Linked DNA regions of Homo sapiens: region 2 is linked to region 1. A link is a loop called in an ENCODE intact Hi-C map of the cell type or tissue named here. Cell type or tissue: Caco-2. All regions are shown on one strand. Links, peaks and the distances in the headings refer to the core of each region. The heading gives the core; the rest is flanking DNA. Region 1 overlaps PLEKHA7 (pleckstrin homology domain containing A7). Region 2 has its middle 28 kb from the start of SNORD14A.

Region 1 (8,341 bases), core at 35-8,034:
ATGTTTGGGAAAATGTTTGGAAAAAGCTGTTCCATGCAGGGCAGCCCTATGTGCATTGGCTTGGAGATGTGAATGGCTCAGGCTGAGGGAATGGGCAGGTGGAGGGAATGTGGCTAAGGGTAGGCATGTGAGGCTAAGATATCTGTGGGGCCACAATGGCGAGCAGATCAGGCTGGATAGTACTTGAGCATTAGATTGTGGAAGGCCTGCGGACCATGCTTAGGAGTCAGGACTCTATTCTGTATCCAGCAGAGATTTCCTTTTATGAAAAAAAAAAAAAAAGTCTTATCTCTTCCCAAAGGAGAGGAAGTAGGGACATACATACCCTCTTCTTTGTGGGTATGCACAGCCTTCTTATCCCTTTGTTTCCAGCTCCCTGGAACATCAGGGGACAGCTTTGCACCAGGAAGAACTGGGATCCCTGAAACTTCCTGATTGGGATCTCTTTCCATCATTGCTCTGGGTGTTCTTCTTTCATTTCTTTGAAGGCTAGTATGCCTTAATTTGAGACTTCACCCGTAATGATATTCATGTCCATGCCCATTGGTTCTATTTTCTTGCCTCACAGATTCTAGGGCGTGGTATATAGCAAAGGATAAAATCCTTCTCAGCTCTTGGAAAATGGTTCTCAGCGCTCTGTTCTCCCACTGACTCCTCTCCCTGCTCCCTCCCTTCTCTGTGCTCCGCCCCCGCCCCCCGCCCCACACACACTTTACTCTGCCTTCACTCCCCCCTTAACCATTTGCTGTCTGGTTTTCATCCTCCACTCTCTGAGATCTGCTTGGCCTCCTACTCACCAAGTCCAAAGGTTGTTGACAGGCCTAATTCCCATGCCCCTTGTAGAGTTTGACTTTCTTGACCAGTTTCCCATTCTCAGAACCTCATCTTGGCTTGATGTTCTGGTCTCTCCCCTCCCCTCCATCTGTTTGTCTCCAGTTTGGTTTCTCTCCCTCCTCTGAATTTCTGTAGCTCATGATCTCCATGCTCTGACAGCATTTGTTACTTTCTGTATCGTGCCTTGGTTTACATTGGTGATTTATATCCATGTCTTAACTCCTGTGCTAGATAGACTCTCAGGGTAAGATCCAATTCTTGATTCTCTTCTTTATTCCTCCAAGTACCTAGGATAGGCATATAGTGGGCAGACAGACATTGGAATGAATGAATGAATGAGCAAACAATTTTGGGGCATTTGTTATAAGTTAATTGCTTAGCAGTGTTCTCTAAGTGTGATCCACAGGCCATCTGCATCAGATTCATGTGTGTATAATAGAGTGTTTTGTTACAAATGCAGATTTCAGGGCCATACCCAGATTTATTGAACCAGAATCTCTGAGAGTTTACAATTTTCAGTCACACCGCTCCCTCCCCATGTTGTTCACTTTAAAATCTGAGAACTCCTGGTTTCATGGACAATAAACCAACATTATAAATGCATTTCAACTGCTGAGCATCTAGAGTCTTCTAAATGAGGCCTAGAAGGTGAGCAGGACCCTGTGCCACCCCTTCCCACCTGCAGGGGAGATGGGGCTTAGGTGGAAGGCATGGCTTCTGTGTAGTGGTGAATGGTGGGGAGGAGCACAAAGGAGGCAGATGGGGGGGTTACACTGAAACAGATAGACAGATAAAGCTTGCTAAATAGAGATGGGGAGGGGGTAAAGAGAGTGGGAGTTGGGCAGCTTTCTGGGGGATGGAGTCAACATGAGCAAGGCTTAGAGGTAAGAAATCCAGTGTATGGAGTGACAAGGGGTCTGGGTTGTCTGAGTGGACAGGCACAAGGGGAAGCAGAAGAAAGATTCACATCTTAAATGGCTTGAATGCCATGCTGAGAAGCAATGACGTCCTGCTCCAGGGATGATGCTGAGGAGGCCAGAGAGGTGTCTCTATAGACCTGAAACCCACAGGACCTGTGTTGAGGATGCCCTGGAAGCGGGAAAGTGGGCAAGGGCTTCACGGAGGTGGCTGTGGGAATCCTGGAGCTCATGATCAAGTTCTGCTAAAGTACTTCCATCCATGTGGGATGTGAGAAAAGAGCTTCTTGCTTCAAGCTTCTGTGCTTTTCATCTTCTCCAGCTCCTGTGAACTTGCAAGAGAAGCTGAGGGGTGTCTGTGTGTGTGTGTGTGTGTGTGTGTTCCTCCTTCACTCTGTGTGTGTGCACATGTGTGTGCATGTGGGGTGCGAGTATATATGTGTGCATGTATGTGTGAACACATGTATTTGTGCAGATACCATCTTACCTATCTATTCTTTCTTCCTCATCATTACTATGGCCTTACCTTCCTGATGTGAGGGAAATGGAGGGTGAGGCAATGGAGGACATTCTGATACAGTCAGGGGTGTGTGTGTGCTTCACTGACAAAAATTGTATTTATTGTGTATAGCATGATGTTTTGATAGCTGTGGAATGGCTATATTATTTAATGTATATAATATCTCGCATACTTATTCTGTGGTACAAACACTTAAAATCTATCAGCAATTTTTGAGTATACGATATATTGTTATTTACTGTACTCACCATGAGGTACAATAGATCTCTTGAACTTATTTCTTCTGCCTAACTAAAATTATGTAACCTTCAAGCAACATCTCCCAACCCCTCCACCCACCCCAGCCTCTGGTAACCACCGTTTTACTCTTTGATTCTATGAGCTCACCTTTTTTACACTCTACATGTAATTGAGATCATGCAGTATTTGTCTTTTTGTGCTTTGCTTGCTTTACAACATAAATTCCTCCAGGTTTAACCATGTTGTTTCAAATGATAGGACTTTCTTCTTTTTAAAGGCAGACTAGTGTTCCATTATGTATATATATGCATGTTTTCTTTTCTTTTTTTCTTTTTTTTCTTTTTTTTTTTTTTTTTGAGACGGAGTCTTACTCTATAGCCCAAGCTGGAGTGTAGTGGCATGATCTCGGCTCACTGCAGCCTCTGCCTCCAAGGCTCAAGTAATTCTCGTGCCTCAGCCTCCCAAGTAGCTGGGAATACAGGCATGCGCCACCAAGCCCGGCTAATTTTTTGTGTATTAGTAGAGACGGGGTTTCACCATGTTGCCCAGGGTGGTCTTGAACTCCTGAGCTCAGGCAATCCACCCGCCTCAGCCTCCCAAAGTGCTGGGATTACAAGTGTGAGCCACCGCGCCCAGCCATATTTGCTTTTCCTTTCTTTCTTTCTTTCTTTTTTTTTTTTTTAGGTGGAGTCTCGCTCTCTCGCTCAGGCTGGAGTGCAGTGGTGCGATCTCAGCTCACTGCAACCTCCACCTCCCTGGTTCAAGTGATTCTCCTGCCTCAGCCTCCTGAGTAGCTGGGATTACAGGTGCCTCTCACCATGCCTGGCTAATTTTCGTATTTTTAGTAGAGACGGAGTTTTGTCATGTTGGCCAGGCTGGTCTCGAACTCCTGACCTCAGGTGATCTGCCCGCCTTGCCCTCCCAAAGTATGAGGATTGCAGGTGTGAGCCACCACACCCAGCCTCTATTTTTAATTTTTTGAGGAGCCTCTATACCATTTTCAATAATGGCTGTACGAATTTACATTCCCACCAACAGTGTACAAGGTTCCCTTTTCTCCACATCCTCACCAATACTTATCTTTCATCTTTTTGATAATGGCCTCCTAACATGTGTGAGGTGATACTTTCAGGTGTGATTGTACAACCCAGTAGCTGAGAAAACAGTAGCCTAGTCAGTGGTCATGAAAGGTGTTTAAAAATGCCAGGTCCTGTGGGGCCCAGGCCTCTGTATTCTTTATAGGTTCCCAGGGGGTGCTGGCGCAGCTGCGTTTTGGAACCAGCAGCCCAGATGACCCAATCACTTTACCCTTTCACCTGGGGATTAGGGGCCTGCAAACTCCAAAGTTGGAATGAGAGTTTTTAAACTTGAAAATTTCTCCTTCTTCTTCCACTTTGATCAGTGGAGAGGAAAATACCTTACCGAGCAGAATGGTGGCCGAGGGAGTGTTTCCCCTAGGTTGTCTCTGTGGGGGAGGGGGTGTTGCTGGAGCCCGAGTCTAACAGAGTCTAACAGAAAGCTCATTAAGACCCACAGCAAGTTGAGGCCTGTCAGTAATGAGTACTTTTATGCTGTTTTCTACAGAAATTTCACTTCAAAACCTAGAGCCTTCAGATATCCTGATTTGCCATTCTAATTAGGTACTGAAGGAGGGCTTTGTGGGCAGGTTTGTGGCATCCTCTGTGCATACTGATTTTGCAAACCTCTTGGGAAACACTTAAAGTGAAATTCTTTGAACACATCAAAAAAGTCAGCATAAACAAACTAAAATCCCTGTGATTCCCAAACCCTAAAAATATTCTGTGACCAATTTCAAAGTCCCCCCCTCCCCTCCACTTTAAGGTTGGTATAATCCTGCCTGGTCATAGGGAGTGAGAAAGGAGGGTTTCACACGTTCGTTCGGGGAGAGGTCCCAGGGTTGAGGGTTCTGGTGGGTGGGGTGTCCAGTCCTCTTTAGGGCAGGTTATCCAGTGTCTAGATTGTTTGGGAGAAGGTGCTGGGAGAAAGGCCAGAAGCCTCAGCCTGGCTGGACATGGGCTGGCATGGACGCCATCTCTCCTGGCCAGCATTGCCCACCTTTAGGTCTCTAGCAGGAAGAGCCCAGGAGCTAGAAGCAGAAGCACCCAGACGGGGAAAGATCATGGGTGGCGCCACAGCAGGCTCCTGCTGCCCCCATGAGGAGAGGTTGGGAAAGTGAGTGGCTTCCCACTAAGTGAGGAGGAAACGACAGTGGAGGGCATCTTGCCTGTTTGTGTCTGTGGCTCCCTCATGAGCAGGCTGGGATTTTGAGGCTGGGAATGTGTTATACCTTAAAAGCAAAGCAAAGAGCACCGGTTACCTAGATGGGAAGGCAGAGCAGCAGTGTCCTTTGAGGCCAGAGAGTGAAAGTATGAGACTTTGTAGGACTTTTGTTCTTAATCAGGTCCCTAGCGGGCCCACTTCTTGGGCCCAGATCCCTGATGCCTTTGAAACTGCCATTTAATATGGCATTACTGCCTCCCAGCATTGGGACTCCTTCCCTTCAGATCTGCTAAGGACCTCCTAACTACTCCCTTCCCCTCATGTCCCCTCACCACCCCTCACCTCCACAGAGTGCCAGATATTCCTGGATCAAAGTTTTTATCCTGCCCCTGCTTAGAAACTTTATGGAGCTTCTATTTGCCTGGCTGATAAAATCCAGTGATCTAGCCCTCCTTCTCTGCCCTTCAGGCTTTCATCCATCTGTCCATCTGTCCATCTATCCATCATCCCTTACCAAGCACTACAGGACTTTGTGAAGAGGTATTGTCCTTAAGGAACTCTCAGTCTTTTGGGGAAGGCAGACAACAGTCAATTACAGGGGTTGTGAAATCACAGAGGAGAGACACCTGTGTGAAGGGTAGGCCAACACAGTAAACACACTATTACTGGCTAGTAGAATACACTAGATGCCAGAAAGAAACCAGTATTAGTATTAGGAGGAATAATGATAATGAAGCTTTTGCATTATATAGACCTACTTCAAATTAACCTTGATTAAAATATTAACTCTTTTGGGGCCGGGCATGGTGGCTCACACTTGTTATTCCAGCACTTTGGGAAGCTGAGGTTGGTGAATCACTTAAGGTCAGGAGTTTGAGGCCAGCCTGGCCAACATGGTGAAACCCCAACTCTACTAAAAATACAAAAATTAGCTGGGCATGGTGGCACATGCTTGTAACGCAGCTACTCGGGAGGCTGAGGCAGGAGAATTGCTTGAACCCGGGAGGCAGAAGTTGCAGTGAGTAGAGATGGTGCCACTGCACTTGAGCCTGGGTGAAGGGGGAAAAAAAAGTGAACTCCTCTGATCCTTAAAGTTCTTATCTGTGAGTTGGTTAAGGCTTAACAATAACATGAACTTCATAAGATTGTTGTTAAGGATTAACAATCATTAATGAGATAATGTATATTTGTGAAACATAGTAAATGCTTAATAAATATTGGTTATTAACGTTATTATCAGACAGAGAAGAAATTTTCTCCAGGATTCTTGGAGCAAAGTCACTGAAATTACAGAGAAAAACATCTCCAACAATTTGCTCAGCATGAATTCAACAAGTCTTACTAACCTGTCTGTTATGATGTACCTCACATACATAGAAAGAATGATACCAGCAGTCCAATTCAGTGAATGAGGTCTCCTGGGTGAGAATAGTGCCCTGTTTTGTCAAATATGGGTTTTTGCACATTGAATTTTTTTTTTTTTTTTTAAGGAGAAGAACTTTAATTTTTTTTTTTTTTTGAGACAGGGTTTCACACTGTTACCCAGGCTGGAGTGCAGTGGTGCAATCTCAGCTCACTGCAACCTCCGCCTCCTGGGTTCAAGTGATTCTCCTGTCTCAGCCTCCTGAGTAGCTGGGATTACAGGTCTGTGCCACCGCGCCCGGCTTATTTTTTGGGAGACGGAGTTTTGCTCTTGTTGCCTAGGTTGGAGTGCAATGGCATGGTTTCAGCTCACTGCAACCTCCGCCTCCTGGGTTCAAGCAATTCTCCTGCCTCAGCCTACTAAGTAGCTGGGATTACAGGCGCCCGCCACCACACCTGGCTAACTTTTGTATTTTTAGTAGAGACAGGGTATCACCATGTTGGCCAGGCTAGTCTCGAACTCCTGACCTCAGGTGATCCACCCACCTTGGCCTCCGAAAGTGCTGGGATTTCAGGTGTGAGCCACCGCACCCGGCCCACTTTAATTCTTTCAAGGTGGTTTGGTACAGTCATTCCCAAAGAGACAACATCAAAAACACCTGGGAAATGTCTTAAACATGCAGACCCTGAGGTTCTACCTTTCTTCCCATCCCCTAAACTTCTTCATTATTATATCTGGGCAGGGCCTGGAAATCTGTATTTTAAATAAGTGCCTCCAGTGAGTTTTGCTTTTATGCACTTTGGGAACCCAAGGACAGATCCTGGGACTCTGAGGCCAAGCCCTGGGCTTAGTTTCTCCTGGCACTGTCTCTGTCTGCCTGGATGATCTCCTGGTCACGAAGGTTCTTCGTGTCTCAGGGTTATCAGGTGTGAGTGTCTGATGAAATGATGAATGCGAGTACCCATCTCTGTGTGGACTCTGTAAATGTAAGGGATTATCAATACTCTTATTTATTGTAATAATCCCTCCTTCCCATTCCCATTTTCTTGCCCAATGACTTAATCAGAGTCACTCCAGTATAGCATTTATCTTTGAAGCCTGTGGTTGATTTGACAGGATTTGATATAAAATAAGGAGTAAGAGGCTGTGCTTTGGCTCAACAGCAAGTTCTCACTGCTAAAAAGCCTCTGATTCTGCCCTGTCTGTGTACTTTCCTGTATCGGGGGAGGGAGAGACTGTGCAGGTGTTTAAATTGGGACTTGAAAGCTTTAGATTTGTGTTGTCCAGAAAGGTAGCCACTGACCACATGTGGCTATGGAGCACTTGAAATTCAGCTAGTCTGGGTTAAGATGTGCTGTCAATGTGAAATACACCCAGAGTTCAGAGATTTAATACTAGAAAAAAAAAAAGTAAAGTATTGCAATAATAACTTTTATACTGATTACATATTGAAATAATATTTTGGGTTAAGTAAAATATATTATGAAAATTGATTTCACTGATTTTCTCTTTTTAAAAACCTAGAAGTTTCGAAATTGCGTATGTGGCTTGCATTATATTTCATCAGATACTGGTGCTTTAAGTGTTAGGTTAGCTTTGGGAGTCAGCTTAAAAAGTTTACAGGGTTTGCTCTGTTTTCAAATTCAAAAGGTAAATTTTACATTTGAAGTGGACATCTAGAACAGTTATTCTGAATCATTTAACTCAACTTTGAGCGTTAGCATTGTTGTTTATTGTCACTGGTGGTTTTATTGAAGTAGAAATTTATGAAATAGAATCTAAAGGGCATTCAGCAGTTTATCTACTATTTTAAAAGACAGTCTCCTAACCTCTCTGGGAGGGGCAAGAAGAAAGTTGCCTAAGTGGAGAAATTGCTTTGCTTAGATTGAATTTTTATTGCAGAGCTGCAAAGCCCAGAAGACAGCAGTTTACAGCGGCCGCAGCAATTCATTTTTAAACTGTGGGCTTGGAATCAAACTGCTATGAAATACTGATGAAAGCACCATTCACAATCTTCCTTATCATCTTTGGCCTTCTCTCTGCCACTCTGCTTCTTCACTCTCTTCCCCGATGGTGTTTGGGATACTAGTGTGTGAGACACAGCTGGGAACTCACACAGCAGGGCTGAGAAGAGCAGAGTCAGCTCGTCAGCAACAGCTGAGTTGAAGTAGGTGCTAGTCATTGAGTTTCTCTATAAATGGTGGCATTCCTGGGAGTTCAGAGCAG
Region 2 (8,341 bases), core at 234-8,233, 100 kb before region 1:
TCCAGGAGGGAGGTGGGGGGGGTCAGCCCCCCACCCGGCCAGCTGCCCCATCCGGGAGGGAGGTGGGGGGTCAGCCCCCCCGCCCGGCCAGCCATGCCATCCGGGAGGGAGGTGGGGGGGTCAGCCCCCCGCCTGGCCAGCCGTGCCGTCCGGGAGGGAGGTGGGGGGGTCAGCCCCCCTGCCCGGCCAGCCGCCCCGTCCGGGAGGTGAGGGGCGCCTCTGCCCGCCCGCCCCTACTGGGAAGTGAGGAGCCCCTCTGCCCGGCCAGCCGCCCCGTCCGGGAGGGAGGTGGGGGGGGTCAGCCCCCCTGCCCGGCCAGCCGCCCCGTCCGGGAGGTGAGGGGCGCCTCTGCCCGGCCGCCCCTACTGGGAAGTGAGGCGCCCCTCTGCCCGGCCAGCCGCCCCGTCCGGGAGGGAGGTGGGGGGGTCAGCCCCCCGCCCGGCCAGCCGCCTCGTCCGGGAAGGAGGTGGGGGGGGTCAGCCCCCCCGCCCGGCCAGCCGCCCCGTCCGGGAGGTGAGGGGCGCCTCTGCCCGGCCACCCCTACTGGGAAGTGAGGAGCCCCTCTGCCCGGCCACCACCCCGTCTGGGAGGTGTACTCAACAGCTCATTGAGAACGGGCCAGGATGACAATGGCGGCTTTGTGGAATAGAAAGGCGGGAAAGGTGGGGAAAAGATTGAGAAATCGGATGGTTGCCGTGTCTGTGTAGAAAGAAGTAGACATGGGAGACTTTTCATTTTGTTCTGTACTAAGAAAGATTCTTCTGCCTTGGGATCCTGTTGATCTGTGACCTTACCCCCAACCCTGTGCTCTCTGAAACATGTGCTGTGTCCACTCAGGGTTAAATGGATTAAGGGCGGTGCAAGATGTGCTTTGTTAAACAGATGCTTGAAGGCAGCATGCTCGTTAAGAGTCATCACCAATCCCTGATCTCAAGTAATCAGGGACACAAACACTGCGGAAGGCCGCAGGGTCCTCTGCCTAGGAAAACCAGAGACCTTTGTTCACTTGTTTATCTGCTGACCTTCCCTCCACTATTGTCCCATGACCCTGCCAAATCCCCCTCTGTGAGAAACACCCAAGAATTATCAATAAAAAAATAAATTAAAAAAAAAATAATAAAATAAAAAAAAAAAGAAAAAGTTTATCCTAATTAAAGGAAATTAAGAACTCAAATATTTTATTTTATTCTAATAGAATGCCACAAATTCCCTTGATTTAGAACTCTATAAACACTGCATAACAGCTGAGACCATGCCATCTAAAAGTGAAATTAAAGTTGATAGTTCATAAGCAGAAAATATTTCCACATGCCAGTTATGGTCTAGTGATTTCATCATTATGTTTTCTGACTTTCCTCCTTCAAGAGAGTAATTACTTACTCAAATAGGTGGGTCTTGTTTAAAAATTCATGTAAGACATAACTCCTGTCCTTAGCTTAGGTGGACTTAGAGTTTTCTTTTTATTTTTCTTTCTTTTTTTTTAATTATACTTTAAGTTCTAAGGTACATGTGCACAATGTGCAGGTTTGTTACATAGGTATACATGTGCCATGTTGGTGTGCGGCACCCATTAACTCATCATTTACATTAGGTATATCTCCTAATGCTATCCCTCCCCGCTCCCCCCACCCGGACTTAGAGTTTTCATAAGAAAGTTTGGCCGGACGCGGTGGCTCATGCCTGTAATCCCAGCACTTTGGGAAGCCGAGGAGGGTGGATCATGAGGTCCAGAGATCAAGACCATCCTGGCCAACATGGTGAAAACTCGCCTCGACTAAAAACACAAAAAATTCGCCAGGCGTGGTGGTGCGTGCCTGTAGTCCCAGCTACTTGGGAGGTTGAGGCAGGAGAATGGCTTGAACCCGGGAGGCAGAGGCTACAGTGAGCCGAGATCATGCCACTGCACTCCAGCCTGGGCAACAAGAGCAAAACTCCGTCTCAAAAAAAAAAAAAAAGGAATCAAGCATGACGAAGTCACACTGATCACAGCCAATTTTTGTGAACCAAGGAAGGGTCTATTCAATAATTAACATAGATGTTTACTTTGGCTAACTCCTGTGTGCCAAGCAAGATATAGGCTCTGGGGAATCAGAAACAAAAGAGACTCACTTGTTCCTCTCACAATACTCAGTACTTACTTAGATAAGGACAAAATAAAATGTCCTGTCTGGAATGCAGGGAAACCAGAACTTCAGGTCAGGGGATATTTCCATTGAATTGCATAGAGATGAAGCTTAAAATATTAATGAATGTATCTAAAATTCACTTTGCCTTTACTTTATGCATCCATCACATAGAGATCACGGAGCAGGCACCCACGATCGGTTTAATCATTGCTCACTTCCATTGGATCAACTAGAAATCAACTCAGACGAGAGTGCTGAGTCTCAGAGGATGGACATCTCACCCCTTGCCATACAGATAAGCAGAAAAGGTGGTATTCAAAGTTAATGACCAGTCTCTAAGTCCCAGGTACTAAACTTCATGGTCTTCCAACTCTCAAGAAGTTTTTTTTTTTTTTTGAGATGGAGTCTCACTCTGTTGCCCAGGCTGGAGTGCAGTGGAATGATCTCGGCTCACTGCAACCTCTGCATCCCAGGTTCAAGTTATTCTCCTGCCTCAGCCTCCTGAGTAGCTGAGATTACAGGCGCCTGCTGCTATGCCCGGCTAATTTTTTGTATTTTTAGTAGAGACAGGGTTTTACCATGTTGGCCAGGCTGGTCTCGAACTCCTGACCTTGTGATTCGCCTGTCTCAACCTCCCAAAGTGCTGGGATTACAGGCGTGAGCCACCGCGCCCAGCTTCAAAAAGTTTAAAGCAGAGCTCAGAGGTCTTAACCACAGGCACATCTGAGGAGCATTTTGAAACAGATTCCAGCTTCCTCAATAGGAATGGAAGCCAAACTCTGAATTTATGACTCCTTTGAGGAAGTCGAGAGCTGTAAGGAAAGACAGGAACAGGGGCAAGGGAGAGATGCGTCCCGAATGATCCTGTGCCAATTCTTTCTGGAATCTTTGATGTGATCTCGGCTGCCCTTTCTATACTTGACACAGTGAATGTGGCACCCACTGGGCTAGCTGTGGTCTATCAGGAACCCCCAAAGGGAAGGGCACAGTGAGCAGGGGCATCTGCCCGAGTGACAAGGATTTGAGAGGGCAGGTTGGATGCAGGGAGAGGACTGGCCAAATGCCACGTGTCTGGACTTAGACTGCCTGGTTCAAATGGGACTTTACTCTTTTCGACTTCATGATCTGGTACAACTTATATGAAAATGCATTGCTTCTTTTCTAGTCTGTATAATAATAATTTAATGTGCACTAATAACTGGGAGAAGACCATGCAGATGAAATCAAAGAAGCTGTATAGACCACAGAGCTCAGAGCCTGGCATTTAGGAAGCCCCCAGTAAGGGTTCATGATGCCATGGTGTCTGTCATCGTCCTCTTTATCCTCCTCATCACCTTCATAATCTTTTTGTTGTGCTTAGGGAATAGTTTAGAGGGACTCATTTGCTGCTATCATGGGTGAGATGTTCATGAAAAGGACAACCAGTGTGGGAGGAAAGCAAAATTTTGAATAAGATTTCTGAGACCCCCACCACAACCAAGAATAGAAACTCCACAGTCTGCTGAGCTGACAGTTTGCACATTGGTCTCCTCCCATCTGCCCACCGCACTCTCCTGTTTGTCCTGAGGATGAGGAAACAAAACAAGGCTCCTGACCTGTCCCTCAGCACTCACTGAACTGTGCTTCCTCTCTGCTGGGTCATGACCACGGAGAACAGGTCCACTGTCCTCCCTGTGTGGTGCACGATGGAGGCTCAGACTCCGTCCTCAAGACTGGCAAGAAGACAGGGTCAGACATGAGCCTCCTGATGCAGGTGACACGTGTGTAGCCCACTGTACTGGAACCTCACACTGCAGGGCTGGAGGCACAGACTGAGTACTTACTATTCTATGGCCTTGGGGGCTCAAGGCATAGAGCTCCTCATTATCCAAATTCACCCAAGTTCCCCAATCTCTAAGGATTTCCTCATAATAATGCAGCAAGAAGAGAAAAGTGAGTGTCCCTAGAAGCTTTGGGACTCTTCCTCTAATCAGGAGAAAGCTTGTGTGTATATACTATTCGCTTCTTTCTTTTCTTTTTAAAGATCCAACTGCTTTAATTTTCATCTTTTATTATGGTAAAATATACCATGTATAAATATTAAAAATTATAAATATATATTATTTCATTTAGAATGGCCAATATAAACATTTACAGTTTCCACTATTTTTAAGTTTATAGTTTCATGACATTAAGTACATTCACATTGTTTAGCAACCATCACCTCCCTCATCTCCAGAACATTTTTATCTTTCAAAATGGACATTGGACCCATTAACCAAACTCTCCATTCCTCTCTCTCCCGCACCCCTGGGGGCCACCGTTCTATTTTGCAATTCTATGAGTTTAACTACTCTAGAGACTTGATATAAGTGGAATCATACTGTGTTTAATTTTTTTTTTTTTTTTTTTTGAGACAAAGTCTTTCTCTGTCGCCTAGGCTGGAGTGCAGTGGCGCGATCTCGGCTCACTGCAACTTCCACATCCTGGGTTCAAGCAATTCTCGTGTCTTAGTCTCCTGAGTAGCTGGGATTACAGGCCTGGGCTACCACACCCAGCTAATTTTTGTATTTTTAGTAGAGACAAGTTTTCGCCATATTGGCCAGGCTGGTCTCAAACTCCTGACCTCAAGTGATCCGCCCACCTCAGCCTCCCAAAGTGCTGGGATTACAGGTGCGAGCCACTGAGCCCAGTTGTGTTTATCCTTTGGTGATTTATTTATTTCACTGACGATAATGTCTTCAAGGTTCATCTGTGTTGCAGCCTGTGTCAGAAGTGCCTGTTTCTTTCTTTCTTTCTTTCTTTTTTTTTGATGGAGTCTCTCTCTGTTGCCAAGGCTGGAGTGCAGCGGCACAGTCCGGGCTCACTGCAACCTCCGCCTCCCGGGTTCAAGCGATTCTTGTGCCTCAGCCTCCTGAGTAGCTGGGACTACAGGCATGTGCCACCATGCTCTGCTAATTTTTTGCATTTTCAGTAGAGACAGGGTTTCACCATCATGGCCAGGCTGGTCTTGAACTCCTGACCTCAGGTGATCCGCCCACCTCAGCCTCTCAAGATGCTGGGATTACAGGCGTCAGCCACTGCGCTGGCCAGAAGTGCCTGCCTTTTTAAGGCTGAATAGCCTTCCATTGTATGAATGAACTGCAGTGCGCTTTTTCATTCGTCTGTCCATGGTCCCTTGGGTTGCTTCCACATTTTGGCTGTTGTGAATAACGCTGCTATGAATATGGGTGTACACATATCTCTTCCACTCCTGGCTTCTAATTCTAGATGGTAGGTACCCACAAATGCAACTGCGGGATCATCTGATAATTGTCTTTCTAATTTTTCAAGTACACTCCATACTATTTTCCCTGTTCCTGCACAGTTTTATGTTCCCTCTGATCATGTTTGAGCATTCCTACTTCCCTCCAGTCTCACCATTGCTTGTTTATCATATCTATCCTAATGTGTGGTATCACATTATTGGTTTGATTTGCACTTCCCTATGATTAGTGATTTTGAACATCATTTTATATGCTTATTGGCCATTGGTGTACCTTCTTTAGGGACATGTCTACTCAAGTCTTCTGACCATTGTTAATGGAATGCCTTGGGTTTCTTGTTGTTTAGTTCTAGCTGTTCTTTATATATTATGGATATCAGTCTCTTTTCACATATATGATTTGCAAATATTTTTCCTAATCCATGGGTTATCTTTTCACTCAGTTCACAGTGTTTTTTGATGCACAAAAGTGTTTCTCATTTAGATGTAATCCAAGGAATCTAATTTTCTTTTGTTGCCTATGCTTTTGGTGTCATATCCCAGAAGTAATTGCCCACTCTGATGTCATAAAAGTTTGGCCAATGTTTTCTTTTAGGTATATTATAGTTTTAGCTCTTGGGGTTAGGTCTTTCATCCAGTTTGTGTTAATTTTTGCACCTGGTATGACATAGGGTCCACCTTCATTCTTCTGCATGTGGAAATCAAGTTTCTCCAATACCATTTATTGAAAAGGCTGCTTTTCCACCAATGAACTTTCTTGGCAGTCATGTTAAAAATCATTTGAACATATAGGTGAGAATTTATTTCTGGGCTCAAAAACAAACAACAACAGACAACAGATAAACACACAGCATGGGTGGGTGTGGTTGCTCATGTCTCTAATCCCAGCACTATGGGATTTGTAATCATAGTGGGTATACAGCCTGTGATATTATTCGTAATATCCTAGGGAGGTATTACTCCTATTATCACAGTGGATGTACACCCTGTGATACTATTCGTAATATCCTAGGGAGATATTACTCCTAATCTCACAGTGGGTGTACACCCTGTGATATTATTTGTAATATCCTAGGGAGATATTACTGTATACCCTGTGTTATTTTTGTATTATTTTAGGGAGATGTTTCTCCTAAAGTCAAGATGGGTGTACACCCTGTAACATTCTTCCTAATATCACAGTGGGTGTACACCATGTGTGATATTTTCTCTAATATCCAGCGGGGAAGAGGATGATATTGCTTCCAATATCAAAGAAGGTGTACACCCCCCTGTGATATTGTTCCTAATTTCCAGGGAAGGAGAGGATGACATTATTCCCAATATCACTGGGGATATACAACCCCCCGCCATGATATTGTTCTTAATATCTGGGGGTGGAGAGAATGATATTACTCTCAATATCACAGGGGGTGTACACCACCCCTGTGATATTGCTGGTATTATTCCGGGGGGTAGAGGATATTACCTCCAATATCGCAGGGTGCATAAACACCCCCTGTGATATTGTTCCTAATGTCCTGTGAAAGAGAAAATATTACTCCCATTATCACAGGGGGTGTTCACTCCCTATGATATTGTTTCTAATATCCAGGGAAGAAGAGTATAATATTACTCCCAATATCGCAGGGGCTGTACACCTTTTTGTGGTATTGTGTCTAATATCCATGGAAATAGAGGATGATATTACTCCCAGTATTGCAGAGGGTGGACACCCCCCTGGGATATTGTTCCTAATATCCAAACGGGGAGAGGATGTTATTACTCCCAATATCGAAGGAAATGTACACCACCGCTGTGATATTGTTCCTACTATCCAGAGAGAAAAGAATGATATTACTCCCAACAGCGTAGGAAACGTACACCCGCGCTGTGATATTTTTCCTAATATCTAGGGGGAGAGAGGATCATATTACTTCCAATATCGCAGGGTGTGTACACCCCCTCTGTGATCTTGTTGCTAATATCCAGGTTTGGGGAGGACGACATTACTCCCAATATTGCAGGGGTGTACACCCCCCTGTGATATTTTTCCAAATATTCAGGGCAGGAGAGGATAATATTACTCCCAATATTGCAGAAGGTGTACACCCCTCCTGCAATATTGTTCATAGTAACCAGGGAAGAAGAGGATGATACTACTCCCTATATCACAGAAAGAGTATATTCCTTCTGTGATATCATTTTTAATATCCAAAGAGAGACCAGCTGACATTACTTTCAAAATAGCCGGGGTTTTCCACGTCCCCCGCGCCATGATATTGTTCCTAATATCCAGGTGGGCAAAGAATCATATTACTCCCAATATCGCAGGTGGTGTACAACCCCCCTGTAATGTTATTCGCAATATCCAGGGACAGAGAGAAAGATATTACTACCAATATCGTACCAGGTGTACAACCCCCTGTGATTTTGTTTCTAAAAACCATGGGGTAGAGGATGATATTACTTTCAATATTGCGCGGGTGTACACCGCCCCCCCCCCCCCCGTAATATTTTTCCTAATATCCAGAGGGCGAGAGGATGATATTACTCTTAATATCCAGGGTGGGGGAGAGGAAGATACTACTTACAATATTTCAGGGGGTGTACACCCTCCCCCCGTGATGTTGTTCCTAATATCCAGGGGGAGAGAGGATGATGTTACTCCCAATATCACACAGGATGTAAACCACCCCTGTGATATTGCTCCTAATATCCAGGGGGAGAGAGAAAGATATGACTCCCAATATCGCAGCAAGTGTACAAGCCCCTGTGATTTTGTTTTAACATCCGGGGGGGAGAGGATATTACTTGCAATATTGCAGGGGGTGTACACACCCCTGTGATACTCTTCCTAATATCCAGAGGGCAAGAGGATGATATTACTCCCAATATCGTAGGGGGTGTACAAAACCCTGTGGTATTGTTCCTAATATCCAGAGCAAAAGAGGATGATATGACTCCCAATATCGCAGAGGGTGTACACCCC

What was found. Peaks named below come from ENCODE experiments on the same cell type or tissue, not always from the same donor. Only the 100,000 strongest peaks of a DNase experiment are listed, where the experiment ranks them.
Region 2: it touches region 1 in a loop (4-fold over the local background); 4 of 110 quality-filtered maps call a loop at or near these places.

The regions. Positions count from the first base shown.
Region 1 is chr11:16,942,442-16,950,782 of GRCh38, reverse strand. The region is part of intron 3 of PLEKHA7 (pleckstrin homology domain containing A7); the gene reads left to right. Among named protein-coding and RNA genes, the nearest start is that of SNORD147, 21 kb to the right of the region's middle. RefSeq lists an enhancer at 4,724-4,963. In Caco-2, for the core only: a CTCF peak has its summit at 4,675 (motif pointing left); a DNase peak (open chromatin) is centred at 4,682.
Region 2 is chr11:17,042,371-17,050,711 of GRCh38, reverse strand. No RefSeq gene overlaps it. Among named protein-coding and RNA genes, the nearest start is that of SNORD14A, 28 kb to the left of the region's middle. In Caco-2, for the core only: no CTCF peak of the experiment used is centred there; DNase peaks (open chromatin) are centred at 2,091 and 4,421.